Regions from separate parts of the Mus musculus genome. Here region 1 is linked to region 2. A link is a loop called in an ENCODE intact Hi-C map of the cell type or tissue named here. Cell type or tissue: heart. All regions are shown on one strand. Each heading gives the region's core, and the rest is flanking DNA. Links, peaks and the distances in the headings are about the cores only. Region 1 overlaps 4930412B13Rik (RIKEN cDNA 4930412B13 gene). Region 2 holds the start of Thbs1 (thrombospondin 1).

Region 1 (15,121 bases), core at 6,242-8,741, 270 kb before region 2:
ACAAATTGGAAAAGATAAAGTCAAAATATCACTTTTTGCAGATGATATGGTAGTATATATAAGTGACCCTAAAAATTCCACTAGAGAACTCTTAAACCTGATAAACAGCTAAGGTTAAGTAGCTGGATATAAAATTAACTCAAATAAGTCAATGGCCTTTCTCTACACAAAGAATAAACAGGCTGAGAAAGAAAGCAGGGAAACAACACCCTTCTCAATAGTCACAAATAATATAAAATATCTTGGTGTGACTTTAACTAAGGAAGTGAAATATCTGTATGATAAAAACTTCAAGTCCCTGAAGAAAGAAATTAAAGAAGATCTCAGAAGATGGAAAGATCTCCAATCTCATGGATTGGCAGGATCAACATTGTAAAAATGGCTATCTTGCCAAAAGTAATCTACAGATTCAATGCAATCCCCATCAAAATTCCAACTCAATTCTTCAATGAATTAGAAAGAGCAATCTGCAAATTCATCTGGAATAACAAAAAACCTAAGATAGAAAAAGCTCTTCTCAAGGATAAAAGTACCTCTGGTGGAATCACCATGCCTGACCTAAAGCTTTACTACAGAGCAATTGTGATAAAAACTGCATGGTACTGGTACAGTGACAGACCAATGGAATAGAATTGAAGACCCAGAAATGAACCCACACACCTATGGTCACTTGATCTTCGACAAGGGAGCTAAAACCATCCAGTGGAAGAAAGACAGCATTTTCAACAAATGGTGCTGGCACAACTGGTTGTTATCATGTAGAAGAATGCTAATTGACCCATTCCTCTCTCCTTGTACTAAGGTCAAATCTAAGTAGATCAAGGAACTTCACATAAAACCAGAGACACTGAAACTTATAGAGGAGAAAGTTGAGAAAAGCCTCGAAGATATGGGCACAGGGGAAAAATTCCTGAATAGAACAGTAATGGCTTGTGCTGTAAGATTGAGAATCGACAAATGGGACCTCATGAAACTGCAAAGCTTCTGCAAGGCAAAAGACACCGTCAATAAGACAAAAAGATCACCAACAGATTGGGAAAGGATCTTTACCTATCTTAAATCACATAGGGGACTAATATCCAATATATATATATATATATATATATATATAAAGAACTCAAGAGGGTGGACTCCAGAAAATCAAATAACCCCCTTAAAAGATGGGGCTCAGAGCTGAACAAAGAATTCTCCCCCCCCCCGAGGAATACTGAAAGGCTGAGAAGCACCTGAGAAAATGTTCAACATCCTTAATCATCAGGGAAATGCAAATCCAAACAACCCTGAGATTCCATCTCACACCAGTCAGAATGGCTAAGATCAAAAATTCAGGTGACAGCAGATGCTGGCGAGGATGTGGAGAAAGAGGAACACTCCTCCATTGTTGGTGGAATTGCAAGCTTATACAACCACTCTGGAAATCAGTCTTGTGGTTCCTCAGAAAATTGGACATAGTACTACTGGAGGATCCCGCAATACCTCTCCTGGGCATATTTCCAGAAGATGTCCCAACCGGTAAGAAGGACACATGCTCCACTATGTTCATAGCAGCCTTATTTATAATAGCCAGAAGCTGGAAAGAACCCAGATGTCCCTCAACAGAGGAATGGATACAAAAAATGTGGTACATTTACACAATGGAGTACTACTCAGCTATTAAAAAGAATGAATTTATGAAATTCCTAGGCAAATGGTTGGTCCTGGAGGGCATCATCCTGAGTGAGGTAACCCAATCAGAAAAGAACTCAAATGAAATGTACTCACTGATAAGTGGATATTAGCCCAGAAACTTAGTATAGCGAGATATAAGGTACAATATGCAAAACACATGAAACTGAAGAAGAACGAAGACCAAAGTGTGGACACTTTGCTCCTTCTTAGAATTGGAAACAATCACCCATGGAAGGAGTTACAGAGACAAAGTTTGGAGCTGAGACAAAAGGATGGACCATCTAGAGACTGCCATATCCAGGGATCCATCCCATAATTAGCCTCCAAACGATGACACCAGTGCATACACTAGCAAGCCTTTGTTGCAAGGACCATGATATAGCTGTCCCTTGTGAGACTATGCCAGGGCCTAGCAAACACAGAAGTGGATGCTCACAGTCAACTATCGGATGGATCACAGGGCCCCCAATGGAGGAGCTAGAGAAAGTATCCAAGGAGCTAAAGAGATCTGCAATCCTATCGGTGGAACAACATTATGAACTAACCAGTACCCCAGAGCTCTTGACTCTAGCTACATATGTATCAAAAAATGGCCTAGTTGGCCATCACTGGAAAGAGAGGCCCATTGGTCAGGCAAACTCTATATGCCCCAGTACAGGGGAACGCCAGGGCCAAAAAATTGGAATGGGTGGGTAGGGGAGTGGGGGGGGGGAGGGTGTGGGGGACTTTTGGGATAGCATTGGAAATGTAATTGAGGAAAATATGTAATTAAAAATAATGAATTTATGAAATTCTTGGGCAAATGGATGTGTCTGGAGGATATCATCCTTAGTGAGGTAACTCAATCACAAAAGAAGTCATTAGATATGCACTCACTGATAAGTGGATATTAGCCCAGAAACTTAGAATACCCAAGATAATCATATAATTTATTACATCATATATTATACTACACATTATATTATATATATAATATGTATATGACTGTCATGGGGGTGGGACATATATATAATACTATAATATAGCATATTATATTACAATTATATGTAAAATATATAATTATATATTACATTATATATTAATTATGGGCTAATTGTATATTAGTTGTATATTATAAATTATATTACATATCATATCTTATATCTCATATCTCATATCATATATCATATATCATACATCATACATCATACATCATGTATAATGATATCATGTATTACATATCATATTCTATATGTTATATATAATATGTGAAATATGATATATATTACATACAATGTTAATTATTATTGATTATTTTAAAGTATTATTAATAAATATATTAATTATAATATGGTGTACATCATACTGTATACATTATATATAATTACATATTGTGTCATATATTATACATTATATAGTATACATTATACATTATATAGAGTATACTATATGTTATATTATGTATTATATGTAAAATATAATGCTATATATTTCACAATATTTAATGAACTATATCATTATACATATTACATTACATACAATGTATATTATATTTGTAATGTGTATTAAGTATATATAATGTACTCTGTAATATTAATTATGTATATATTAATTCTACTGAGTATATCTAATGTTGTTTCTATATACATGTGTTTCAGGCTGTCCACTGGAATTATATAACCTAATAAGGTCAATAACTCTAGAAAAAACTGGTTCTTCTTCCCTCCGCAGCCGTTGACTGCCTGTAGCTTTTTATTTAAGAGTAGAACCCTGTAAAATATGTCCCATCCCTGAGACAAGTCAATTGGACTGCTGCATATCAATGCAGGTCTTCTTTAGACAAGCATAATTTACAGATTTCATTTGTGCAGCTTCTATGTTATATTTAGAAGATATGAGCTGATATTAATATATGAAGAATATTTTAAGACAATAAAAATTAACTATCCAATAGGAATGAAGATTAAAAATGTGGCTGGTGATTTACACTATAGACCAAAAATTTCTGCACACATAGACATGTGCTTCTCCACACTCACAGATAAGGAAGGTAAGTTTGGTCCTATGGTATTCGGTGGCTGATGTGGCTCAAGCACAATTGTCCCTGCAGGATTACATGTTAAACCTCTAAAGTGATGATAGTACAGTACAAGGGTTGGAAAAGCTTGATCATAAAAAGCTCCACTCTCAGAAGATAGGATTCGTGTCCATAGTGAAAAGCCTTCAGAAGGATAAATGCCCCATTTGACCTTTTGCCTGTCCACCATGCAAGTTCACCTGTCCAGTACTGTCTGTGAGGGGCAAGCCTTCACCTGATAGCAAACATGCAGTGTCTCCCTCTTGGAGTTTTCAGCCTGCAGAACTACACCAGGTAAATCTTTATCACTTATAAATTGTCCAATCTGTAGAATTTTATTGTGATAGCATAAATAGATTTCAATAGCAAAAAAATGGGGGGGGGGAATACATACTAACTGACAAGTGTAAAGTTATTGGTTGAGAATAATAATATACATAAACATATTCAATATAATATTATATTCAGAAGCCCACAAAAATAAGAATTTTCATATTCCAGCATCAATAATACTTCATTACAATTCTGAATTGAGCATAAATATATATGCATGAATTTCCCAGAAATGAATTCAAATCTTTAAAATTATAATTACTCAGTAGTCCTATAAATGCAGGAATGTGTATACAGATGAGCATACAATGTTTACTACGGTATTTCTTTATAAACCAAGGTAGAGGATCCATGACAGCAACAGAAGGAAAGCAAGCTTAAGTGGAGCAAGCAGAGGGCTGGGTGCATGGCCCTCAGTGACTGACACTACAGCCTGGTGCCACAGCCCAAAAGCAGGGAAAACCTGAGCAGGCAGCAGAGACATTTCACCAAAACCTCCCCGCAGTGGGACAGCTCCCAGAAAGAATTTTTCGTTCTGTTTTGTGATTTGTTTTGTTTTAATAATGTTAGCCTACTTGTGCAATGAATTCTGGAATGTTGTGAGTTTATAGGAAACACAGTAAGACAAGGGAATAGTCTTTTAAATGCCAATAACACTACCCTGAGGGGGGAAGGGAGGTGGCCTTTTACATTTTTACTATTTACAATTCTCTAGCTATAATTTTTCAGGGATCATTATATTACTTTCCATAAAAATTTGAATCTCTGGAAATCAGAAAATTAGACCAAGTTGTGCTTGATTGATGTGGTGAGGCTGTTTAATTCCGCCCTAGTGCTCAGCACAATGGCTTGCAGAGAGCAGACAGACATCTAGCAATACTCTCCTGAATGGAAGATGGAGGAGAAAAATGAGGGTTGACATCCGAGGTAGGGAGGCAAGCAAAAGCGTTTTCCTTTTCTTACCTATCAAAGCTGCTTGCTCTTTTTAAATTTAAGTAAAAACTTACTCATCCACATACTTTAAAGAAAAATGTAATTCTTCAATCCTAGTTTAGGTGGTGTGTGTGTGTGTCTGTGTCTGTGTTTCTGAGTGTGTGTGTGTCTGTGTTTATTCTCTAGGTTCCCCTTGTCCAGAATCCATGTAAGTACATACTCAAACTCTGAGAGACAGATCCTAAATAAATAGAAGTCCTTAGGAATCTCTACAGAAACAAAATTTTAGAGAAAAAGATGACCAAAGCAAAACAAAACAATCATTCTGTTTCTGTATCAGAGTGCAGAGAACCCAGAGAGAACACATGGCCAGTGAGATGCTTGGCCTGTCCTGTAGTCACTGTTCTTTGAAGGAAGCAATTGTAATCAGGAGATGGGAATCAACATAATATAGGGTGATCCTGGCTTCAGTGTTGGCTAAGTCAGGAAATAGCGAACTGATTGTGACATCAAGCTGCAGAGGAAGCCAGTGAGTCACTTGTTTGTCTTGGTCCGGCACATGGCTGCAGAGATGAACTCTCTTGCCCCCATTCTCTTCAGGGTACTAGACATGGTCTTTCCTCACCTGTAAACAGAATCAGGATGTGTCCTGAAGTTCAGCCAAGTGTCCAGCCTTGGGTAAGGCACATAGATGGTGAGGGAGCGTGGAAGGCAAGGGAAGAAAGGCACTGGCATCTACTTGCTGCTGACAGATTATATCAGGTGCCGGGAAAGCTGATTATATCAGCGTTCTGGTAAGCTCAGGGGGGAGAGAAACAGGTACCCTTCGAGCATTGATCTTTTCTACTGTAAGTTGCCTCAGAAATGCAATTCAGGCTGTGCCAAGAGAGAGAAAGGGAAGCAATTTAAAAGGAATGGACCCCAAGTGCAACAGAAGACCTCCCAGATGTTGGTGTTATGAAACAAAGAGGGAGAGGAAAACATTGGATGACACTTGTAAGGAGTGCTAGACCCACAGCCCGCTCTATGCTCCAAGTGCCCCTTTGTGTCTTGATCTTTATATCCACAAGATAGCAATCAATGTATTTACATACATATCGAAAATAGAAACTCTCTTGAGTATAATATTCCACCCCCCCCCAGGCATTGACCAGCACACTTATTTAAATAGAAACGTGGATAATTATAATAACAGACATTGTGGTTCTATCCCGGTTTTCTATAATAAAAAAAAATTATACTTCTAAAAGGTGGAAAATAATTGTCATCTTGAACAACAGTTTCAGGAGAAATGACATGTGGACAAATGCCAGTGACTTTGGCCAACGGCAAGGTGATGCCCCATTTCTGTCAGAGAATAGAACATTTGTACTACACAAAGAGAGCCAAAGACTCAATTAGGAAAAAGTAACCTTGGGTATGAGTCGATGATCTGGCAGACTTTTCCTCTGACCTGGGTGAAATGACTGGTACAGTCATGGGCACCAAAGGATCTCGGTTTTAGATGTACAATAACCAGAGAGGAGCATGACTGAGGGACAGCCCACCCCATGCCTTACACATTACGTATCCATTCAGCTTCATGGTACTGCTTCCTGCCACAAACTTGATGCACAATGGCTGGGATGGGAAAGGTTTCAAAGGTAAGGACTGGCATCTGAAGTCACTGAGCAAAGAAAAGAAAAAAAAAAAAAGCTAGGCTCAGATTCCTCATGTCAACTTGTATAAGTGGGAATTTATTTTCTGTTTTTGTTTTGTTTGGTTTTTTCCCTCTGAATTTTTCCCTTTTCCCCTAGACAATCCAAGAGTAGCTTCTGTGGTTCCGTGCTTCAGGGAAAATGGGAATGAGCAGAAATAAAAGGAGCATATAAGACTTCCTGAATTGTTTCCTTTCAAAACTGGCTGAGAAAGAGGAGGCTTAAATAGATAACACAGAGATTGAGAAGAGCAAAGGAACAAAGGCATTTTGCCACCAAAGAAATGTGGGAGGGGCCTGGTGAAATGGCTCAGCGGGTAAGACCACTGACTGCTCTTCCAAAGGTCCTGAGTTCAAATCTCAGCAACCACATGGTGGCTCACAACCATCTGTAATGAGATCGGATGCCCTCTTTTGGTGTGTCTGAAGATAACTACAGTGTACTTACGTATAATAAATAAATATTTTTTATATATAAATTAAAAAAAAAAAGAGCCGGGTGTGGTGACACACGCCACTTGGGAGGCAGGGGCAGGCAGATTTCTGAGTTCAAGGCCAGCCTGGTCTACAAAGTGAGTTCCAGGACAGCCAGGGCTATACAGAGAAACCCTGTCTCAAAAAACCAATAAATAAATAAACAAATAAATAAATAAATAAATAAACAAACAAATAAATAAATAAGAAGAATTGTAGGGCTATCCTGAAAAATACAGTCTGTGAAGCCAAGTCCTGATTTCTGTCTGTGTTCTAGAACTGGCCACCAGTTTTCTCTAGGGGTATGAGTCAACGGCTACTGGGACTTCCTGACTTGGAAAACATTCCAGTGTGCAAAGAGAAGCCCAGCCCCTGGCCCTGAAGGAGCACACTGATAGGAGCCAAAGAGGACAAACACTGGTCAGGAGAAATACAGTTTCTTTGTGCTCAGTGCTTTGGGACAGATATTCTAGCATATTCATATGAACTCAATAACAGGTAACAAAGATTCATCCTTTAGCTCTCTATCAAACTCTAGCCAGGCTCTTGAACCTTCTTCTCAACTACACTTCAGCCCTATCCCTATAAAAATTATGAACACCAAATCTTATGAGGGGTGGGGGCCTGAAATGAAAGTCTTACAGTTGGATACTGTTATTTCATCCTCAGTACCATGTGCAGGCATGAGTCTCTATATTTACCACTGTTTACTGGACAGAAAGGCTTCTCTGATTAAGGCTAAGAGTAGAACTTTTCTATGGGTATAAACAAGAAATATTTAAATGGCAGATTGGTGCTACGTCAATTGCTAATTGAGTATTCAATTCTCTTAGGCCTAGATTTCCTCTAGCGTGTGTGTGTGTGTGTGTGTGTGTGTGTGTGTGTGTTTGTTTTTACCAGCTGTCTAGTATCATAATACTGGTTAGACATGAATTCTTCCCTGAAGAGTGAACCCAATAAGAGAATAGTTGATTATGCCCATAACATGCAAGCCACCATTACCCAATCTTCTCTGGCAAATTGGTCTTGTAGATCTTAGAAGTCACAGTTGGATAAGACCATTGATTCATTTTGTGCCAAGTCTCTCCTTAAGGACACTTTACAGTACATTTGAGGACTATTGAAAGATAGCCAGGAGGAGAAAATTTCCAGCTCAGTTCCAGCATATTTATCAATATATCCAGAGTATGTGATATCATCAACAATTGGGTCTTATCACCTAGTTCTGACAGGTAACCAAGGTGGAGAGGAAGAGTCTGTACTGTTTGGGGGTACCTCTTGAATCTCAACTGACAAGGAAGTATCCGTCCTCCATCCTTTTGTCTACTCACTGCCTCTGGGAGCATCCTTTTGGAGCATTCAGCACATGGCAGTTTTCCAGATGGCTTTTTTTATAACTTCTTTGTTTTGGTTGATCCTCCTCCCCTATTTTCTTGATTTCCTTATCCCTAATCCAAGGCTACAGCCATCCCTTCTCACCCCTGTTACTTGGAGAAAGACTATTATAATCATGAATTTAAAGCTCTGCGATACAGAAGTATGGTGGCTAGGCCAGTGCCTGTCACAGAAGTGGATGCTCACAGTCATCTATTGGATGGAACACAGGGCCCCAAATGGAGGAGCTAGAGAAAGTACCCAAGGTGCTGAAGGGGTCTGCAACCCTATAGGTGGAACAACAATATGAACTAACCATTACCCCTAGAGCTCATGTCTCTAGCTGCATATGTAGCAGAAGATGGCCTATTAGGCCATCATTGGGAAGAAAGGCCAATGGTCTTGCAAACTTTATATGCCCCAGTACAGGGGAATGCCAGGGCCAAGAAGTGGGAGTGGGTGGGTAGGGGAACAGAGCGGGGGGAAGGTATAGGGGACTTTTGGGGATAGCATTTGAAATGTAAATGAAGAAAATATCTAATAAAAAACTGAAAAAAACAAACAAACAAAAGAATGGCCCCTAACAGGTCCAGTGTGGGTGGAGGAGGGGCTCTGGCCCTAGCCTTCATTGCTGAACTTTTTGTTACTGACAGATTCAAGGCGAGTGGGAGCATACATTCAGTTGTATACACAATGACCACAGTACCATGTTTTAATGGATTATTCCACACAGTGGTCACACAGATGGTCTTTGTTAAAATAAACGGACTATAAAACAAACCCAAAAGTTATGAAGCTCTGATGAGGTGGGATTGTAATGGGAAAAAGATAAGAGGCTATATGTGAAAGAGGAACTGGAATACACTACACAGAAGTGAAACTTGTCAAACAAAATTAACCCATAAAAAACATAGATTCTTAGTCAGCATACACATACACAAGACTAATTACTACCACAATTTCTAATAATTCAAAGCTATGTTCTCAGCATTATAGTCTAGTTCACCTCATTAAATTCCTGTTGAGAAACCTTGCTACTTAAGGTCAAAGTCCACCATGTCCAGGTAGCTCCCTTGAGCTTGGCACAAAGTGGAGGACTCTTTCTCAGAGGGCTTCCTCTTCTCTATCTTATTTGGGGGGACCAACCCCCACACTCTACTTGGGCAATGTCATATAACTTCCTGGAATGCCTCTCCATGGAAATGAGGTATCCCCAGAACCTTAAACCCCAGGTAATTAAAATTCACCCTAAGAAGAAGAACTTCCTGTTTTTCAAGGTTTATATAGTCCTTGTTCAGTCCAAATAAAGAGCACAAGCTATTTTCTAAAAGAGCTATAATACTGACAAAAAAAATTAACAAAAAACCCAACAACAATAAAACCAGAACCACAAAGTCCTATCCATAGAAGCTCAAAGTTGTCAAGAGAATGTGCTGTCTTCTCCAGAAAACCTCTAAAGATGGGGCGCCTATTTCCTAATATAGTTTGGGCTACAAAAAGCCTGACTTCCCTAGGTGCTACTTACCCAGGTCAAAGAGCCTGAACCCACTGGCACTCCCCACTCCTGATTCCTGACCTTTGTATTTCAGCTTCCTCTGTTCCGATCTTCATTCTCCCTTCTAAAATCCCATGACCTCTGTGTAAAGTTGACCTCAGTATATACCTTGGTTATTTTTTTTGACAGTATTTGTTCTCATTGCTGTTAAAATGTTTGCTACTCTAGTGTCTAGCTTTCCTTGCTCCTTGTAGAGAGAATATTCTGTGTATTGTATGGATGTATCACCTGCCAATTAAAGAAAAAAAACCCTATGGCCTATAGGAAATGGTAGAATAGAAGGTGGATCATCTGGGAGGCAGAAAGGATTCTGGGGTAGAACCAGGCACGGAAGATTTGACATGTGAGGAGACAAGCATGGTCCTTTCTGAACACGGGTAACAGTCCACATGGCAGAATGTAGGTTAGAATAAATGAGTTATAATAAGTTAGGATCCAGTCAGAGAAGAGCCTAGCTTATATGGTTAAGGTATTGTAAATATATTTTAAATTTGAGCCTTATTTCTGGGAGCCTGGAGCTGGGAGAAAGAGGCAGGACCAACTTTTACTGTTTCTGACAGAGGTGTTCTAGGAATGAGTGTGGTAAACTGGATTATCTCACCAACCCAGGCAGATGAAAAGAGTTAGACTAGAACTCGAGTTGATTTTCATCAAAGACATGCATGTGGTTATTTTGTTTGTTTTTTGACACAAATAGTTCCATGGAATGAGATGTATACCCCAGGCCTAATTGATATAATGAGAAAATGGATAATAGTTTACTATGTAGCTTGTGGAAATATTCCAAAGGGGACAATTTAAGGAAGGGGTATTATACTATGAAAATCAAACAAAAGTCTATGATTTCATCTGCTCAAAGTATACCACTGATCTGAGGCCAGGCTGGTGAAAGACAGTATAAAGTCTCAAAGAGAGCTCAAAGGACACATGCATGTTCCCTTTGGAGGAAATTCCATTCTGATTAGTGAGGTCCAAGCCATTAGACAAAGCCCATGACTGATTCTGAGGTAAGAAACATTGATGTTCAGGGCTTTCCTTCTAAAGGGGAATACTATACTTTAATGGTGTCTGATTGAATTACAGAATACTTTCAAGCCAAATGAAGGTTACTAAGTCAATAAGAACCATATCATATCTTAGAGGTTACTTTGTACAATTAGGAGAGATATTTGAGAAATGTTTAAAATGCCATCAGGAATTTTCCTCTGAAGAAAGAGCTTCATATCTGAGAACAAGGAGAAAGATCTCTCTGTCCACTAGTGTCATCTCAATAAGGTCTGTGTTTAGCCTTCCAGTCAACCGAGGACATGGCAAGAAGCACATGTGCCTTCACAATTAAGAAGTTCGACTTTGGACAAATCAGTTGAGAATTAATCTATCCCTTAAAACCCCACCTTATACAAATAGACCCATTTCAACTTTTCTATTGTCTTTAAAAAGAGATCCTCTTTTTAAATGAGCCCCAGCCTTGTCTCACAATAGACAGCTATATCAGGGTCCTTTCAGCAAACGCTTGCTAGTGTATGTAATGGTGTCATCGTTTGGAGGCTAATTATGGAATGGATCCCTGGATATGGCAGTCTCTAGATGGTCCATCCTTTTGTCTCAGCTCCAAACTTTGTCTCTGTAACTCCTTCCATGGGTGTTTTGTTCCCAATCTAAGAAGGGGCAAAGTATCCACACTTTGGTCTTCGTTCTTCTTGAGTTTCATGTGTTTAACAAATTGTATCTTATATCTTGGGTATTCTAAGTTTCTGGGCTAATATCCACTTATCAGTGAGTACATATCATGTGAGTTCTTTTGTGATTGGGTTACCTCACTCAGGAGATGCCCCCCAGGTCCATCCATTTGCCTAGGAATTTCATAAATTCATTCTTTTTAATAGCTGAGTAGTACTCCATTGTGTAAATGTACCACATTTTTTGTATCCATTCCTCGGTTGAGGGGCATCTGGGTTCTTTTCAGCTTCTGGCTATCATAAATAAGGCTGCTATGAACATAGTGGAGCATGTGTCTTTCATACTAGTTGGAACATCTTCTGGATATATGCCCAGGAGAGATATTGAGGGATCCTCCGGTAGTACTATGTCCAATTTTCTGAGGAACCACAAGACTGATTTCCAGAGTGGTTGTACAAGCTTGCAATTCCACCAACAATGGAGGAGTGTTCCTCTTTCTCCACATCCTCGCCAGCATCTGCTGTCACCTGAATTTTTGATCTTAGCCATTCTGACTGGTGTGAGATGGAATGTCAGGTTTGTTTTGATTTGCATTTCCCTGATGATTAAGGATGCGGAACATTTTTTCAGGTACTTCTCAGCCATTCGGTATTCCTCAGGTAAGAATTCTTTGTTTAGCTCTGAGCCCCATTTTTTAATGAGGTTATTTAATTTTCTGGAGTCCACCTTCTTGAGTTCTTTATATATATTGGATATTAGTCCCCTATCTGACTTAGGATAGGTAAAGATCCTTTCCCAATCTGTTGGTGGCCTTTTTGTCTTATTGACAGTGTCTTTTGCCTTACAGAAGCTTTGCAATTTTATAAGGTCCCATTTGTCGATTCTCGATTTTACAGCACAAGCCATTGCTGTTCTATTCAGGAATTTTTTCCCTGTGCCCATATCTTCAAGGTTTTTCCCCACTTTCTCCTCTATAAGTTTCACTGTCTCTGGTTTTATGTGGAGTTCCCTGATCCACTTAGTACAAGGAGATAGGAATGGATCAATTCACATTCTTCTACATGATAATCACCAGTTGTGCCAGCACCATTTGTTGAAAATGCTGTCTTTTTTCCACTGGATGGCTTTAGCTCCCTTGTCAAAGATCAAGTGACCATAGGTGTGTGGGTTCATTTCTGGGTCTTCAATTCTATTCCATTGGTCTACTTGTCTGTCGTAAGTACTAGTACCATGCAGTTTTTATCACAATTGCTCTGTAGTACAGATTTAGGTCAGGCATGGTGATTTCACCAGAGGTTCTTTTATCATTAAGAAGAGTTTTTGCTACCCTAGGATTTTTGTTATTCCAGATGAATTTGCAGATTGCCCTTTCTAATTCGTTGAAGAATTGAGTTGGAATTTTGATGGGGATTGCATTGAATCTGTAGATTGCTTTTGGCAAGGTAGCCATTTTTACTATATTGATCCTGCCAATCCATGAGCATGGGAGATCTTTCCATCTTCTGAGATCTTCTTTAATTTCTTTCTTTAGAGACATGAAGTTCTTAACATACAGATCTTTTACTTTCTCAGTTAGAGTCATGCCAAGGTATTTTGTATTATTTGTGACTATTGAGAAGGGTGTTGTGTCCCTAATTTCTTTCTCAGCTTGTTTATCCTTTGTGTAGAGAAAGGCCATTGACTTGTTTGAGTTAATTTTATATCCAGCTACTTCACTGAAGCTGTTTATCAGGTTTAGGAGTTCTCTGGTGGAATTTTTAGGGTCACTTATGTATATACTATCATATCATCTGCAAAAGGTGATATTTTGACTTCTTCCTTTCCAATTTGTAAACCCTTGATCTCCTTTTGTTGTCGAATTGTTCTGGCTAGGACTTCAAGTACTATGTTGAATAGGTAGGGAGAAAGTTGGCAGCCTTGTCTAGTCCCTGATTTTAGTGGGATTGCTTTCAGCTTCTCACCATTTACTTTGATGTTGGCTATTGGTTTGCTGTAGATTCCTTTTATCATGTTTAGGTATGGGTCTCAAATTCCTGATCTTTCCAAGACTTTTATCATGAATGGGTGTTGGATTTTGTCAAATGCTTTCTCTGCATCGAACGAGATGATCATGTGGTTTTTGTCTTTGAGTTTGTTTATATAGTAGAATACGTTGATAGATTTCCGTAGATTACACCATCCCTGCATCCCTGGAATGAAACCTACTTGGTCAGGATGGATGATTGTTTTGATGTGTTTTTGGATTTGGTTACAGAGAATTTTATGGAGTATTTTTGCATCAATATTCAAAGGGAAATTGGTCTGAAGTTCTCTATCTTTGTTGGGTCTCTCTGTGGTTTAGTTATCAGAGTAATTGTGGCTTCATAGAATGAATTGGGTAGAGTACATTCTGCTTCTATTTTGTGGGATAGTTTGTGAAGAACTGGAAATAGATCTTCTTTGAAGGTCTGATAGAACTCTGCACTAAACCCAACTGGTCCTGGGCTTTTTTTGGTTGGGAAACTATTAATGACTGCTTCTATTTCTTTAGGGGATATAGGACTGTTTAGCTCATTAACCTGATCTTGATTTAACTTTGGTACCAGGTATCTGTCTAGAAAATTGTCCGTTTCATCCATGTTTTTTGAGTTTTGTTGAGTATAGCCTTTTGTAGAAGGATCTGATGGTGTTTTGGATTTCTTCAGGATCTGTTGTTATGTCTCCCTTTTCATTTCTGATTTTGTTAATTAGGATGCTGTTCCTGTGCCCTCTAGTGAGTCTGGCTAAGGGTTTAATCTATCTTGTTGATTTTCTCAAAAACCAGCTCATCATTTGGTTGATTCTTTGAATAGTTCTTCTTGTTTCCACTTGGTTCATTTTGCCCCTGAGTTTGATTATTTCCTGCTGTCTACTCCTCTTGGGTGAATTTGTTTCCTTTTGTTCTAGAGCATTTAGGTATGTTGTCAAACTGCTAGTGTGTGCTCTCTCTAGTTTCTTTTTGGAGGCACTCAGAGCTATGAGTTTTCCTCTTAGAAATGCTTTCATTGTGTCCCATAAGTTTGGGAATGTTGTGGCTTCATTTTCATTAAACTCCAAAAAGTCCTTAATTTCTTTCTTTATTCCTTCCTTGACCAAGGTATCATTGAGAAGGGTGTTGTTCAGTTTCCACGTGAATGTTGGCTTTCTATTATTTATGTTGTTATTGAAGATCAGCCTTAGTCCATGGTGATCTGATAGGATGCATGGGAAAATTTCAATATTTTTGTATCTGTTGAGTCATGTTTTGTGACCAATTATATGGTCAATTTTGGAGAAGGTACCATGAGGTGCTGAGAAGAAGATATATCCTTTTGTTTTAGGATAAAATGTTCTG
Region 2 (15,121 bases), core at 6,888-9,387:
CTTGGACACCCCTCTCCATACGACATGTTAGTGAACATGCATTCTCCACGCAGCTGGTTTTAAGCTTCCTGTTTCCTGTGAACCCTCTCTTTGGAAATCAAAATTGTTTTGAGATCAGTCTTGTTTGTTGGGAATAGGTTGCCATAGTTAAGAACTCTGAAACAGAAAAGAATTTAATGGGCTCCAGAGATAGCTCAGAGGTTAGGAGCACTGACTGCTCTGCCAGAGGTCCTGAGTTCAATTCCCTGCAACCACATGGTGGCTCACAACCATCTGTAACAGAATCTGATGCCCTCTTCTGATGATAGCAGAAGATGACTACTACATGCTTAACAGGTTGAAGACTCTACTAAAAAACTATCTAGGTAAGAAGCATGGGCCATTTGAGAACAAGATGTTTACACACACACACACACACACACACACACACACACACACACACACATCATGACTTAAGCTTTTGAAATCTTTGACTAATAGAAGCTCCAGAAACACAGCATCTGAGTGACCAGCAAATCTGCCAACAAAGAAGGCACAAGGCAACAACGCACAGCAAATCCCATCAGCTAAGAAACCTCAGTCCACAGCCCCCATCCAGGGGAAAGTTCATTGCTGCCTTGAGTTAATTGCTTCCCTGGCCCTACAGTATTTTAACAAGAGGATAAAGAAGGACTTAGAAGGACAATCTTTCCAAAATGCACCTTTTATGCATGTGTGTGTTTTGTGGAACGCTCAAAAACACAGATGTTGCTTTCTGGGGTTCTGATGAATGGTCGGATACACTTTGCCAAATACTAAGGTGGCTTAGAAGAATAAAATGGTGGCCATGAGTGTAAACACATTAATTGGTCTTTCTTCTGTCTCCAAAGGCCCAACCTTTTTGAATGAAATCCTTGAAGGTGGAGCGTAGGCATCATCTGTACAATAAAAAACTTTTCTAACTCTCTCCACCCTCAACCTTGCACCCACAGCCAGACAGTGAGCCCTCTGCTCTGTGTTCTCACACACTCATGCCCACCCCTGTGACATACACCTCATTATCAGCATCCCTCACAGCCTTGGCAGACACTTGGCACACAAGAGGAACTTAATAAATGATCCCAGAATAGCTATACTGCATAAAAATTTCAATAACACAGATGTAAAAGAACACAAAAGAACAAATCTGCACATTTAAATAATGAGGACATATATATATGTATATATATATATGTATTTGCATATATATACATATATATTCAAGAAAACAGCTAGCATACAGAAAAGGGGAACTAATGATCTATCCCACAGGTTGTATGCAATCCTCCACATCTTCCAAAGTGCTTAAAGTAATTAGAATAAAGGTAACTTTCAACTGGAACTGCTAAAGGTCCATTTGCTCTCATTGGTAGCCAGGAGGAGGTTGACACACATCCTCATGGGAGACTGTATAGCCAGGGCTCCTTAGGTCTTAGACTAATTACCATGTTAGTTGTTGGGGCTGAGCCTTCATATTCTGTGAGAGTAGACAGAACAAGTGAGGTTACAGCCAATAAAACTTAGACAAATTACTTTATGACATTAATTGACACACTTAATTATTATTCTGTTACATAGCACTTATAGTAATTAGGTATTGATGGCAAACAGCTCATGCTATAATTAGCCCAGGTAAATTACATTTTTTCCTCCCCTTTATCTCATTTTATTTTCTAATGTATGTAGAAATGTCTGAGTTTGCAGTGCTTCTAACACCCTGGTGTATTTTTATTTTTGTTCTTTTCGGTTGGGTCTAGTTTGAAGGGATTGCGCTCGCTTGTGTTTATTTTTGGTTTTTTGAGGCAGGGTCTCTCTTTGAGGTCTAGGCTTCCCTTCCATCTCAACCTCCCAAGTCCTGGATTACAGATGTGTACCACCTGGTGTCTGTAGTGGTGAGTTTTGGTTACACCGCTTTTGCTCCCAGCAGATCACATGTAGGAACCTGCCCAGAAGCTATCTGGATTCTCGAATACACACACACACACACACACATGCACGCATGCACACATGCCGGTTAATTTTAAAATGTCTTGGCTACCTCAAAGGCTGGGAACTCCTAAACCATCCCCTGCTACCCTAGGCCCAATCAGGGAAATGGCCAGTGGCCACTTATCCAAATTTTTATATGACTCATTGGCTTTATCTCCTGCAGCTCCTACGTCCATCCATATCCCACCGTTTCAAGGCGATTTCTCCTCCCCCACCCCACCCTGAGTCCTAGCTCAGGCAACTCTAAGGGTCCCACCCTGTCTCCCTTTGCCCAACCATTGGCCATTAGCATCTTTATTGATTGATCAAAAACCAATTGGGGACAAGGACCTTTAGCATTTGGACACACAGATTCCCAATTGAATCAAAGCATTAGAACTAATCTCCAACAGGCATCATATATATTCTTGTACCTATCATACATGCAGGAAAGCACAAGATGGGAGGCTTGGGCATTTTAGACTGAATGTCACTTGGCACTTCTGCCTTTGTCATGGTTCTAGGAGGCTTCTGAAGCTCTCTCCTTCTTCGATCTCTCTCCTTCCTCCTTCTCCAAAAGAGGAGTCAAGGAAGAAGGGTTTGTTTTACACAAGAAATATCAAATGATGAATCAAGCATTAAGTCAAATGAATGCTCCTTTTGGACAGGGAATGTCTTAACACACTCAAAACAAAGCAATAAACATTAGACTTCGGTGCTGCTAGTACAAGGAGAGTTGTCCAGGGTCCTCCGCACTTTCTCTCCTATCCCAAGCCCAGGGTAACCTCTGAGCTACAGCCTTGTGTCCTATCTGAACTTTAACTCTCATGCATCTAGTTTGCAGCAGCCTCCAGTGCAGCTGCCCTATCCTAAGGTGTTAGTTCTAGACTGAAGCCCCTTATGAAGTCTGCAAAAGTAAGGGACCTCCTTTGTCGTGTGGGTGGTTATTGGATCTCTTCTCTCAGTACTCCCTACAGTGAGTGGCAAGTGTTATTAAAAGCTATTTCTCCTAAAAGTTCATCCCAGTGATTCTATCTGTGGAACCCCAAAAGAATCTCCATCATCTAAAATGATAAACGTCACAAAATCTGGGCATAAACAAAATGTTGGTGCTCCACACTTCTGCAACACATCTCCTCAGACTGGCATCTTTCAGCTGCATTTCAACTTGGTCTCTCCTCTGTCACCCACATGCAGGCTGACGTGACCTTTCATGTTCTGCCTCAAACTGTCCATCTTCAGGTTAGACCTTCAGTGGGAAGCAGGAATACCCGCGTAAGTAAAACTAGTCTTTCTTTCATTTCACGGATAAGTGAGCACAACCCACATGGCGATGTCTTTCTGCTGTGTGCCTTTAACGAGGTGCATATGTGTGCTTGTCATCTCAGCTCTAACACTCATATGAGGAAGAGAATGGGAAGTCACTTAATATAGACAAGCAGTGGACTTTGCAGAACTTCACAGAGGTCCCTCTGGCACCTTGGAAGGAATCTGGGCATTCGAGGAGCCTTGAAACTCAAGTCTCATCAGCGTGATGGTTAATATGCTTTTACACTTCCACTCATTCTTCAACCCAATCCACAACCCTCGCTCTTGGATTCAGCAAGCCAGCGCCCTGAGCACTATACCTCAGAGAACTGAACACCGTCAAAGGAACCTGGAAGCATAGACTTGTCTATACAGTCTCTGCTTTAGTCTTGGTATGAAGGTGGTTAGAATTCTGAGAAGTTGACTTTGGGATTCTAGCAAGGCGAATCCAGATCTCTCAGTTCTTTATTCTTATATGTTAACCTCAAGGAAGGCAGGTGGATGGGGGACTAGAAGGGAGAAAGGTAGAAAGAAAAAGGAGTCGAGATGTTGATGAAAAGAGGAAACAGAAGATGAGGGAGAAGGAGAAAGAAAATGAAAGGGAAAAAGAACATACAGAGGAAAGGCCGGATCATGCAGCCAGCCAGAGACGGCCAAGCTCCCACATCCTCATCATCGTCCTGGGAACAGCCATGTTTACCATCAGTGCCATACTAAAATGAAACAGGGTTTTGTTTTCAGACCATACACTCTTAAATTAGAAAGAAGAGTGGTTCTTTTGGCTAGGGTTCTACAAAATCCAATTTGACATGATCCCATGAGAAAAAGAAGATGAAGAGAAGGAGAGAGGAGGAGGGAGAGAGAGAGCTTTCTGAAAGATTGATGTCCCTGTGCCCAGCAGCTCGGCCATCTGGACACCATCCACACATTTCAGCGGCATGTGAGGCCTTCCCCGAAGCTTCAGTTGATGCCAGTCTCCATGTCGTAGTGGGCCTTCAGATACGTTTATGAAGTCCAAACACTGGTCAGGTCCCTCTTTATGTCTGCTCGTCTTATTTTTCTGACACTCGTCATCTTCTTCCAGGAAAGGTAACAGAAAACTTGGACTTATCACTTAATCTGGAGCACACATGTGAAAACCTCAAACACTTTGAAAAACTATAATCTGCCAGTGCCTGGCGTGAGGGAGCATGTCACACCTTACCTTAAGGAAACTAGATTCTTTTAGGGTTTAATCAGCTTCTAAAGCAATATTGCATCATGGCAGTTCTGGGAACTGCACTGTCTCATGGCTTTTCAGATTCATGAATTTCCTTACCAGGGACCTCTGAGGGCCAGCCTATGAATAGCCAAGTGGAAACACACCTAGCCCAGGCTAACTACTTAATCCAAACTCCTGGAAAACACTCACAGCCCATCTCGGGAGCTTTCCAGTGTGAGGTCTTCACCTCGGGAAGTCCTTCTTCACTGAAGTCACTGCTGTCGTGGGGGTCACATGATTGGAATCCTTTCAGTCTCAACAAGAAAAACAAGGACGGGTCTCAGACCCATTTTTCTCCTTAGTAAACCAGCTTACTTACACTTCATTTTAAAATCATCATTGTAAATAGTCAGTGCCTATAATGCTGTGTGGCACGGAAGAACCTTTTGGACGACAGTCCATATTGGGCATCGGTTGTACTCTCCCACGATCCCCTCCTCCCCCTTCTCTCCTAGGCAGTTTCACTTCGACTTCCATGTCATAAGTACATAACAGGTCCCATAAACATAAAGTATGATTTTATAGACCTATATAAAATCTAGGAACTACATATAAAAGGAACATGGCATCTGTCTTTCCAAAACTGCCTTAATTTACTTGACAGACTTCCTCTGGTTGCATCCACGTTTCTATAAGTGATGTAATTTTGTTCTTCTTTATGACTGAAGGAAATGTATATTGTGATACTGTATATGTGCGCCCCATTTTCTATGCTCCTTCCTGTCTTTGGGGACTCCAGTGACTAGTGTGACAAGGACTGCTGCTGTGTAAACATCTTCGACAAGTATTGATTTGGAGTCTTGCAGGAAAATGCTTGGGTGTGGTATAGCTACTCACATGGTAGATCTACTTTTAGTTTTTCAAAGAACCCCGCTAGTTATTTCCTCAGTGGCTGGACTAGTTTACATTCCAACTAGCAGTGTATAAAACATCCCTTCAACTCGGCCTGAGAAAGTGGCCCATTGAGCAAAGGGCTTGTTGTGGAAGGATGAGCCTGAATTTGCATCCCCGGGACCCATGTAATACAAAGGTCAGATGGAATCCTAACACTGAGAGGCAGAGATAAGAAGAAGAAAGGGGATTACCGGCTCATCAGGCTAGCTGGTCAGTGAGCCCCATGGTTAAAGAAAGACATTGTCTCAAAGACTACGGGAACATATTTGACATTATCCCCCAACCTTGTGTGTGACTCATACACAAAGCCAGGATGTTCCCTGGGATTCCCAATTGCAGACAGAATATCTAACATCTCACTCTACAAAGGAACTAATTGGTACTGTGTTAAATAAAGTCTTACTTCATGGTGACTAGAAATATGAGAGTCCCAATTGCTTCCTGTCTCATGAGCCTGTTTGAGAATTAAATACCACACCCATCTCTAAGGCCAACAGAAGGAGAGTAAAGCAACTTATGTGGGAAGGCTTTTTATATTTAACAAAAAAGTGTTGTATTTAACAGTATAGGTGAAGAGGCTATCAAAGGTTTAATCTATGATCTGCCTTTATTTCTGAGCCCTCCAGAGGTAAAAAGAGAATCTTGCCAAGTATGAGCAGAAGGGACTAGAAGAGTGAAAGTCATTATGGGAAATGGTACCACAGTCCTGAGCAACAGAAAACAAGAGCAAATGAGATTAAACAATAAGCACGTGTCATAAAGACACCAGGAGGCAGTCTGGCCCTTAGGGTTGGTAGGTTTAGTAGCTTGAAACTATCCTCTTTAATATCCAAGATATAGAAGCAGGCTAGAAGCCCACCAACTGTCAAATGGAAAAAGGAAATGAAGAAAATATACACAAAAGAGTTTTATTCAGCCATAAAGAATAATGAAGTTATGACATTTGTGGGAAAATGGATGCAACTAGAGATCATTATGTTAAGTGAGATAAGACAGGCTTAGAAAGACAAATGTCACAGTTTCTCTAGTATGCACAATCTATATTTAAATGGGAGAGGGCACGAAAGTAGGATTTATGACAGAGGACCATGAGGCCTAACAGGAAGGGTGGATGGAAGACAAGTGAAAATAATAGACATAAGGTATAGAAGCAGGAGGGGATCCATGCTTGCACTCACTGAGGAGACACACACACACAAGAAGGGGGTAGCGTACACACAGGCAAACATATACATGCACACATGCTCATATGCACATACACACACATACACAAACACACACATAAACACATACACATGCACATATACACACACACACATATGAACTCACACAGACAGACTGTATTCTCCCTACTAAAGATAGTAACTCCTGCTTTTTCCCTTGCTTCTCTACAACATCCCAAGAGTGTGCTGAATTTCTGTCATCTGCTCACAGCACATGATGATCGGGACTTTGGGTGGTGGTGATTGGGAATATGGGTGAGACCTCATAGCTGCCTAGGAACCTCATCTCCTGCAAACCAGGACAGCTGGATTGTCATGCTGTGTTTAGGGAAAGACTCTATGTTTGTATTCAACATCTCCTAGGCCACTGCCAGCTTTCAGTACAACAAAGCTCTCCCATAATGCCTTATCTGAAAGGTGTGGAGGAGGTCAAAACTTGTATTGTGTTGTTGAAAGGAGCCAAGTTACAAACTGTCCACACCCCCTCAGTCTGGACAGCACATGGCCCAAAGGGGCAGACCCTGATTGCTCCTGATCCATCAGCAAGGTGTAGCTGGGCCTAGGGAAGTTGGTGGCTTTACACAAGGAGAGAAGCTCTTGTCTGTGGGCCGCTGACATTCACCTCTGTGGTACAAAACTCATGAGGAAAGAGGGTCTCAAGACCAGCCCTCCCAGGGCAGTCCCAAAGGTTCCTGCAGGAAGAATTAGTGCTGAGCAGGATATTTAAAGCAATCGCCTTCCACAAAGCAAAGAGGACCTGCGGAAGGAACTGGAAGCGAAGAGCAAGCCTGCCTGATGATCCCGAATCTTCAGATTCAGTGGCTGAGTCAGGGCCTGTGACTTCAAGGGCAGGAATCTAACTTGACTAATCAACCAGTAGAAACTTTTACTGCTGGCTCTGAGTATCTGAAGTCTAATAAACAAACACATCTTGGGAACGTACTTATCTACAAGAGGCACTGGCTGTGTAGCTGTGTACCCGGAGTAACTAGGAAACACTCTGTAAGCCCCTCCTTGCGTGTACGCACACATACCACGCACACTCACACACCTTGTCACCGAACACTCCCTCCCACACAAGGAAAGTGAAATTGCTGTGTGATGAGCATAAAGTCCTGGGTGTTTCCAAGGTTTGGGAGTCCAGCCAGGTGTAACTGATAAGGGGAGGGAGCCCCAGCTGTCCCTCAGCCGGCCCCGCCCTGATTCTGCCAAGATCCTTATTTGGTGATGCTTTTACCTGGATCCCTGGACTCAGAGCCAAGCCTGCTCACGCAGGGCCACAGCTGGAGAAGCATCGCCGCCGCTGACGTCCCTTCCCAAAGAGATGAATGGAATTCCAGGCAGCTGGAGTCATCTTGGCTCCGGACCGATGGCATTGAGACCAGACTTCAGAGACAAAGGATCAGGCAGCAGTCTACTGATGGAAAAGTGTATACCCACAGAAATGTAAACCACACCTCGGTTTTGGGAGCCGAAAAAATGAAAAAAAAACTGTTTAGGGAGAAAGATGGGAAATAAAATAATAGGTAGAGAGTAATTTATAACTCTACGGGTCCGTTCTGTAAATAGTGTAAGATCCTGGAGCCAGATGGTTCAGCAAATTCTCCTATCGGGAGTCACGTTAAGAAACACGAGTGGGCACAAAATTGTTTTTCAAGACACAATTTCAATTTTGCCTTGAGGGAGCGGGATATAAATTCGCTTCCTTAAAATGCCGCTAAAAACTCTCCGAAAGGATCCCCTAAATCAGAATACATATACCGCCCCCAAGCGGCCATCTGAGGAAGCAAAGTAGAACTGGGGAAAAAACTCTCGACTTGGACAGTGAGTCGGAAGGCGACCTCCGTGCACGGTCCTGCTGGCCCTGTGCAACACCGTGCTGACACCCTTAGTGAGTCAGACGGAAGGCAGGCGTGCGGGACAGGAGTGAAGCGCAAAGTATAGATGACATGGGATCCCCCACCCACCAGGATTGACTCAGGAGGCAGCTTCCTTTAAGGGGTCCAACCTTTTGCCCTCTTTTATTTTTAAACCAGACTGTCTCGATCCCCAAGCGTCTCTGTCATGGAATTATTCAAGGAGATGTGCTTTAATGAAAGCCTCCCTAAAGGGTCTTAGGTGGTCCCCAAAGAAGCATCGCGTCTGGGGACTCTCATGCAGAACGTCTCCAGTTCACATGGCGCAAGATCCTAAGCGCTAAAGGCTGAGTACGCCAAGGCTGCGTGGGCGGAGACCTATTTTTCTGACAAGTTCCAGGGCTCCTGTGCGGGATCGGAGTCTCCCCCTTCACTTTCAGCCCGAGAGCTGTGCGCCAAGCAGCAGGGGGCGGAGAAATGAACCCGTCCGTCCCCGTCCCCCGCCCCCGCCCCCGAGAACCCTCCCCCCTCCCTGCTTCCTGCCTCTTTAAAAGGTCCTGGGCTCCTCAGTCAAGCCAGCCACTGCCTGGAGTCAGCCAGCCTCATCGGACTTCTGCAGGCAATCGCGAAGCTGCTATCCAGTTCTGCCACGGTCTCTCCCGGCGCACCGGCAGTCTCAGCGTCTTCACCGGACTCAGCGTCCTTGTCCTTCACTTCACCTTTGCCACCTCTCCGGGTTACTGAGCCCCGGTGCACACAGGTAAACCTCCCGCCTCTGCGGAGCACCTGGCCGGCCACCTCAAAGCCCCAGGCTGCAGATGATCAGCGCTACTCCTCATCTCCTACTCTTCCCCTTCTGGTTTTCCTAACTCCTTTATCCTGCCCCGTCTATCCCCTGGAAAGAACTTTCCGGAGCTGGTTCTCTTCAGCCTTCGGGTTCACAAACTATACCTCCAAGACACCCCAAGATTTTCTCCCCAGTAGTCTCCAGGTTACCCCTGACTGTCGCCATCCAAAATACATTCTGTAATCTTGTCTAAAGGGGCGGGGGGGAGGGGACGGACCCAAGTCACTTTATACCCTTTATCCTGGAACTCCAACAATCCCCCTGCCTCTGGCGCTCTTTTTATACTGGATACCGTTTGGAAAGTAAACCCTTCTTTTTCAGCACATATGGGGCAAAAGAAGAAACACACACACACACACACACACACACACACACACACACACACACACACCTCTGCCCTTCCACCTTGCTTCCTGGTCTCTGACTCTGGCCTCCTGTGCTTCTTGCTACAGGCTCCGTGTTGGGCACAAAGGCTCCACCATGGAGCTCCTGCGGGGACTAGGTGTCCTGTTCCTGTTGCATATGTGTGGAAGCAACCGCATTCCAGGTGAGTTTGTGATATATTCATTTTCCTCCCCCTTCTCCTCTCTCTCTCTCTCTCTCTCTCTCTCTCTCTCTCTCTCTCTCTCTCTCGATAGCTCCTGTGTTTCCTTGGAGTCCTTATCTCCTGATAAGGATGCAGCTTCCCTCGCTCAGCTTTCCATAATTGCCATTATTGTCACGAGTTCCCACCTTGGCTCCTCACAGCCAGAACTTTACCCCCTTATACCTAGCCTAGAAAGCCGATTGTCTTCTCTCTCCTTACAGAGTCTGGGGGAGATAACGGTGTGTTTGACATCTTTGAACTCATTGGAGGTGCACGAAGGGGCCCCGGTCGCCGACTGGTGAAGGGCCAAGATCTATCCAGCCCCGCCTTCCGCATTGAGAATGCCAACCTGATCCCCGCTGTGCCGGATGACAAGTTCCAAGACCTACTGGACGCTGTGTGGGCCGACAAAGGCTTCATCTTCCTGGCTTCCTTGAGGCAGATGAAGAAGACCCGGGGCACACTCCTGGCTGTGGAACGGAAAGACAACACTGGCCAGATCTTCAGTGTGGTCTCCAACGGCAAAGCTGGCACCCTGGACCTGAGCCTGAGCCTGCCAGGGAAGCAACAAGTGGTGTCAGTGGAGGAAGCTCTCCTGGCCACTGGCCAGTGGAAGAGCATCACGCTGTTTGTTCAAGAGGACCGGGCTCAACTCTACATAGACTGTGATAAGATGGAGAGCGCGGAGCTGGATGTACCCATCCAGAGCATCTTCACCAGGGATCTGGCCAGCGTTGCCAGGCTCCGAGTTGCAAAGGGAGATGTCAATGACAATTTTCAGGTAAATCTTCTTACCTGTCACAAGGGCTATGTGGAATTAATATCGGTAGACTAAAAATGATTCTCAAATGTAAAGAGGAACAGACACCCCCAGAAGGTTGGTTAAATCATATTACAGATGACCCAAAACTCCAGGGTTTCAGATTTGATAGGGACCCGAGAAATTTTGTTCCTAATAAGAAATAAGTTGTAATGGTGCCAGGACCTGGGACCCATGCTTTCAAAGCTATCAGGAGAGATAAGAAATGGTTTTCCTATTACACTCAGCCTGTTTCAGAATGGGGTACTCCCTGTGCCCTTAGGAAAGTAACTTGTATCAAATGTACCTAGCAGTTTTAATAGGGCATGAAAAGGATACTTTGTCAGTATTTGAGTCCCTGGGCAGGGTGTTCTGGGTGCTTTCAGTATGGATCTAAGGCAAGACATGAATAACAGTCCAGTCATGTGCCTCTGGGACTCCTTACTTGCCTTAACTTTCAGATATTTTTTTTTCTTACAAGCGTGGCTTTGAACGCCCACATTAACTCTTTGTCACTGGAGAGTATCATGTCCTCCAGACTTGGGATCAAATTCCATTTCCTGTGTACCCCAAGCAGCCTGAAAACTGGATTCTTTGTAAAATGCTCCAGTTGGCAGAAGACACAATTAAGATTTTGAAGTTGTTCGGCAATTTATGTCTCTGTGATAGTTTGGCAGGATGATCTTAAGTTCTTTTAAACTTTCTGAGCGTTCACCACAAGCAAACTCAGACTGGCCGCCCCACCCCCACGCCCAGCATTAAACCACGTCTGTCCTCTGCCCACAGGGGGTGCTGCAGAATGTGAGGTTTGTCTTTGGAACCACCCCAGAAGACATTCTCAGGAACAAAGGCTGCTCCAGCTGTGAGTACCCCTGTGTTTTTTAAGATTTGGAGAATTCTGGGGAAGTCCACCGAAAGCACCCTGATTAATGTAAGCAGTAGGGTGCATACACAATATCTCAGGGGGAGCAGAGTTGGCTCGCACCCACTCTGTCATTCCAAAGGAAATGTCTTTTATAACCCAGAACCCGAAGGGTAGGCTGGTGGGATCAGCTGTTGAAACCTTGAATCAGCTATCGAATACGTTACATCTTATTTCTTAGCAGCTACCAACGTCCTTCTTACCCTTGACAACAACGTGGTGAACGGTTCCAGCCCTGCTATCCGCACCAACTACATCGGCCACAAAACAAAGGACCTCCAAGCTATCTGTGGCCTCTCCTGTGATGAACTATCCAGCATGGTCCTGGAACTGAAGGGCCTGCGCACCATCGTGACCACTCTGCAGGACAGCATCCGAAAAGTGGTCAGTGGCTTCCCCTCCCATTTGCCAGCTCTTGGAAATCACCACAGGTGGTCCCATGGGAGCCTGGACACTCATGAGCCTTCTCCCCTTTCAGACGGAAGAGAACAGAGAGCTGGTCAGTGAGCTGAAGCGGCCTCCCCTCTGCTTTCACAATGGAGTCCAGTACAAGAACAACGAGGAGTGGACTGTAGACAGTTGCACAGAGTGTCACTGCCAGGTAAGAGACACTCACAGACTGCAATAAGACTTGGAGACATATGTCTCGGGAGATACGTAAATGACTACACACATTTTTAAATGTGCTCTGGCCTGCTACCAAAGTGATTTTTTTTTCTTTAATATGTAATGACATCTGCAAATTCCTCTTTAAATCTCAGAAGGTTTATCTTAATAATACCCCAGGCTGAGCAGCTAAGAGAACAAATCTATCTAAACGTTGGAATGACTTACCTGCTTTAGTTCAAAGACCAAGTATTGAGTGTCAGATACATAAAACCCGCTTAAAGCATTCGGTTTTGGCCAGCCCTAATTTGTATTCAGCTCTGGCAGACAGATTCTTCTAACACTGTTCGGATCTCTGGCTCACCGGGAAAAGTTTAAATGCAAATCACTGGTTACTGAATTTGAGACACAACTTCAATTAAGTTCCCGCCTCCCTCTAATATGTGATAAAAACCCTTATCTACCTTTGAGATGCTTACTGATACCTGCAACGTCCGTTGCTTTCCCTTATGCAAATGTGTTGTTCTGTAACTTCCACCCCTGACTGAGTAGCAGTTAAAAAGAACTTTCCCAAAGAATGGAGTGAGAATTAGCCCTGGAACTGTATACCTCTGGGGACTACAGATCCAGCAGAGACATCCCTCCTATAAAAGCCACCCCTCCTGTGTCCTGGCTTATAATGGCAATGTCACAGAAAGCTCCTCTCTGCAATACGCTTGGTAACATCGTTCCCTCTCCTTCTCTTGCCTTGCAGAACTCGGTTACCATCTGCAAAAAGGTGTCCTGTCCCATCATGCCCTGCTCCAACGCCACAGTTCCTGATGGTGAATGCTGCCCACGGTGCTGGCGTAAGTTCCTAAAATGGTGTAGCCATCCCTCAGTGGCTAGCTCAGTCTGGGGGCATCCTGACAGCTGGGCACAACACCAGAGCCCAGCCCCTCCCAGCTCCATCAGACGTTCCAGTCAGATCTGGGTTATGGCATAGGCAATGGATGATCTTACAGAGCTTATGGATTCTGGTTTTATGCTATAAGGAGAGAGATGGATACAGCAGTAGACTTAAGCTGGTTGCTTTTAGCAATTGATCTTTGTTGAAAAAAATGATCTACTGGAGAACGGACAGAAACTGTGTAAGCATTGGGCTGAGGCTTGAAAAGCCACCTGTTTTATCTGCAGTGAGAGGAGGCCTAAGGGCTTAGCATCTGTTCAATTTCCAGGGCAGTAAAAGAAATCAGCCACTATACTGCTGTGTAACACTCTGCCTCAGGGGCCTGTTGCCAGTATAATCACTTTGCTAAGGAGATATTTTATGCAGAAGGCACAAGTCATAAAAGTGACTCACCATGCCTCACAAAGAAATCAGGGATACTGAATTGCCCTTCACTCACACACACAGAGCTGCACACATGAGCCACGACTCAGAATCACCCATCCCATGGTAGCAATTTTGGCATAATAATGTTTTTCTGTATATCCACTTCTGTCCAACCTCTATCTGAGGGTGAGTTACAGGGAACAAAGCCTGCCGAGAGCTAGCGGAGCTCTGAGTTTGAGCTAGGGGTTGTTAGAAATATGTTCATGGATGGCAAAAACAAAAACAAGTTCCGTGTCCCCTGATAGACAGGCGTGATTGTCGTCACGGTGTCTGAGCAGATAGCAAACAAACACCTTCTCCTCTTGAGAAAGTGTGTACAAAAACACCAGAGGCCAGCACGAGGAAAACAAACTGATCCACCTCGTGACTGAGGCAGAGGCAGAGCCCCAGGCAAACTGCCTCCCAACATGGACCAGGGCTTCACTGATAGTCAGAAGTGATGCAGAGAAGCTGCCTAACACACTGGCATCCTTGGGCACCAGCCTGGAAACATCTAAGACATCCTAAGTCAGGAAAGGGGAACTTGCTTGAGGTGCACATGGAAGAATCCATAATGGGTGAACAGGAGAGTGCACACTGTGAGCTGGCTCAGCTGTGAGGACCAGGCAGAGTGGGCCATCAGCCCAGTCCTTTGCATATGATGACCTGGGATGAACTCCTGGACCACTGGCCCAAGACTTGTGCTACTCAGGCCAGGGAGATCTCATGCAGGACACACTGGCACTGTAGTTGCTTAGGATTTGCTTGTGCCTGTGAAAGGAGAGATGTGTGAATTGGCTCCATTATCATTATCAGTTCCCAAGACTCTTGGATAGCCAAGCGTCTGGAGAGTACATAAATGTACACAATCTCTAGTTGTTAATCATGCTTCCATTAAACTAAGAGTATGAAAAAAGAAGGCTTTTTTTAAAAAAAGAAACCTATTGCTTTACCACCTCTGGCTATAAAGGGCCATAAGCATATAAGTAAATAAACTGCCTAAGAACAGTTTATCTTAGACATGAGATGCTAACGACCTCATTTCTCCCCACAGCCAGCGACTCTGCTGACGATGGCTGGTCTCCCTGGTCTGAGTGGACCTCCTGCTCTGCCACATGTGGCAATGGAATTCAGCAACGTGGTCGTTCCTGTGACAGCCTCAACAACAGATGCGAGGGCTCTTCGGTACAGACAAGGACCTGCCACATTCAGGAGTGTGACAAAAGATGTAAGCATCATGGCTGCCAAGGGTGGCAATCTCCCTTGCCCAGTGCTTCCCTCACAAAGAGCAGCTCCGGAGCGAGCGGGGAGCCTGAGAATGCAGGTTCTGAGCCTGCGGGCTCTCAGTCTCAATCACACCTCTAACCTTTGCACTCCTGGGCTTGACCTTCCTTCCCTGAGGCTCCTCCTCATCTGTAACGAGAGAACAATAACCATTCCTGATAAAGTTACTTTAGCCATTTTCTCTAGATAATTCAT

Evidence for each region. Hi-C counts contacts between places; a loop is a spot of excess contacts. Peaks named below come from ENCODE experiments on the same cell type or tissue, not always from the same donor. Only the 100,000 strongest peaks of a DNase experiment are listed, where the experiment ranks them.
Region 1: a loop joins it to region 2, with 2.1 times the contacts of the local background. A loop is called at or near these places in 2 of 42 quality-filtered maps.

Annotation. Positions count from the first base shown.
Region 1 is chr2:117,833,109-117,848,229 of GRCm38, forward strand. All of the region lies in intron 2 of 4930412B13Rik (RIKEN cDNA 4930412B13 gene), which reads left to right. Among named protein-coding and RNA genes, the nearest start is that of 4930412B13Rik, 19 kb to the left of the region's middle. In heart, for the core only: a CTCF peak has its summit at 7,441; a DNase peak (open chromatin) is centred at 7,493.
Region 2 is chr2:118,102,788-118,117,908 of GRCm38, forward strand. It overlaps Thbs1 (thrombospondin 1), which reads left to right and starts at 9,089. Exons shown (of 22, transcript NM_011580.4): 1 at 9,089-9,288; 2 at 9,828-9,922; 3 at 10,183-10,742; 4 at 11,547-11,622; 5 at 11,864-12,066; 6 at 12,161-12,283; 7 at 13,043-13,136; 8 at 14,697-14,870. The coding sequence starts at 9,856. Gm13986 (predicted gene 13986) reads right to left here and starts at 8,415. Exons shown (of 10, transcript NR_126479.1): 1 at 7,910-8,415. In heart, for the core only: CTCF peaks have their summits at 8,446 (motif pointing left) and 8,654; DNase peaks (open chromatin) are centred at 7,944, 8,474 and 9,014; H3K4me3 peaks cover 1,765 bases; H3K27ac peaks cover 2,160 bases.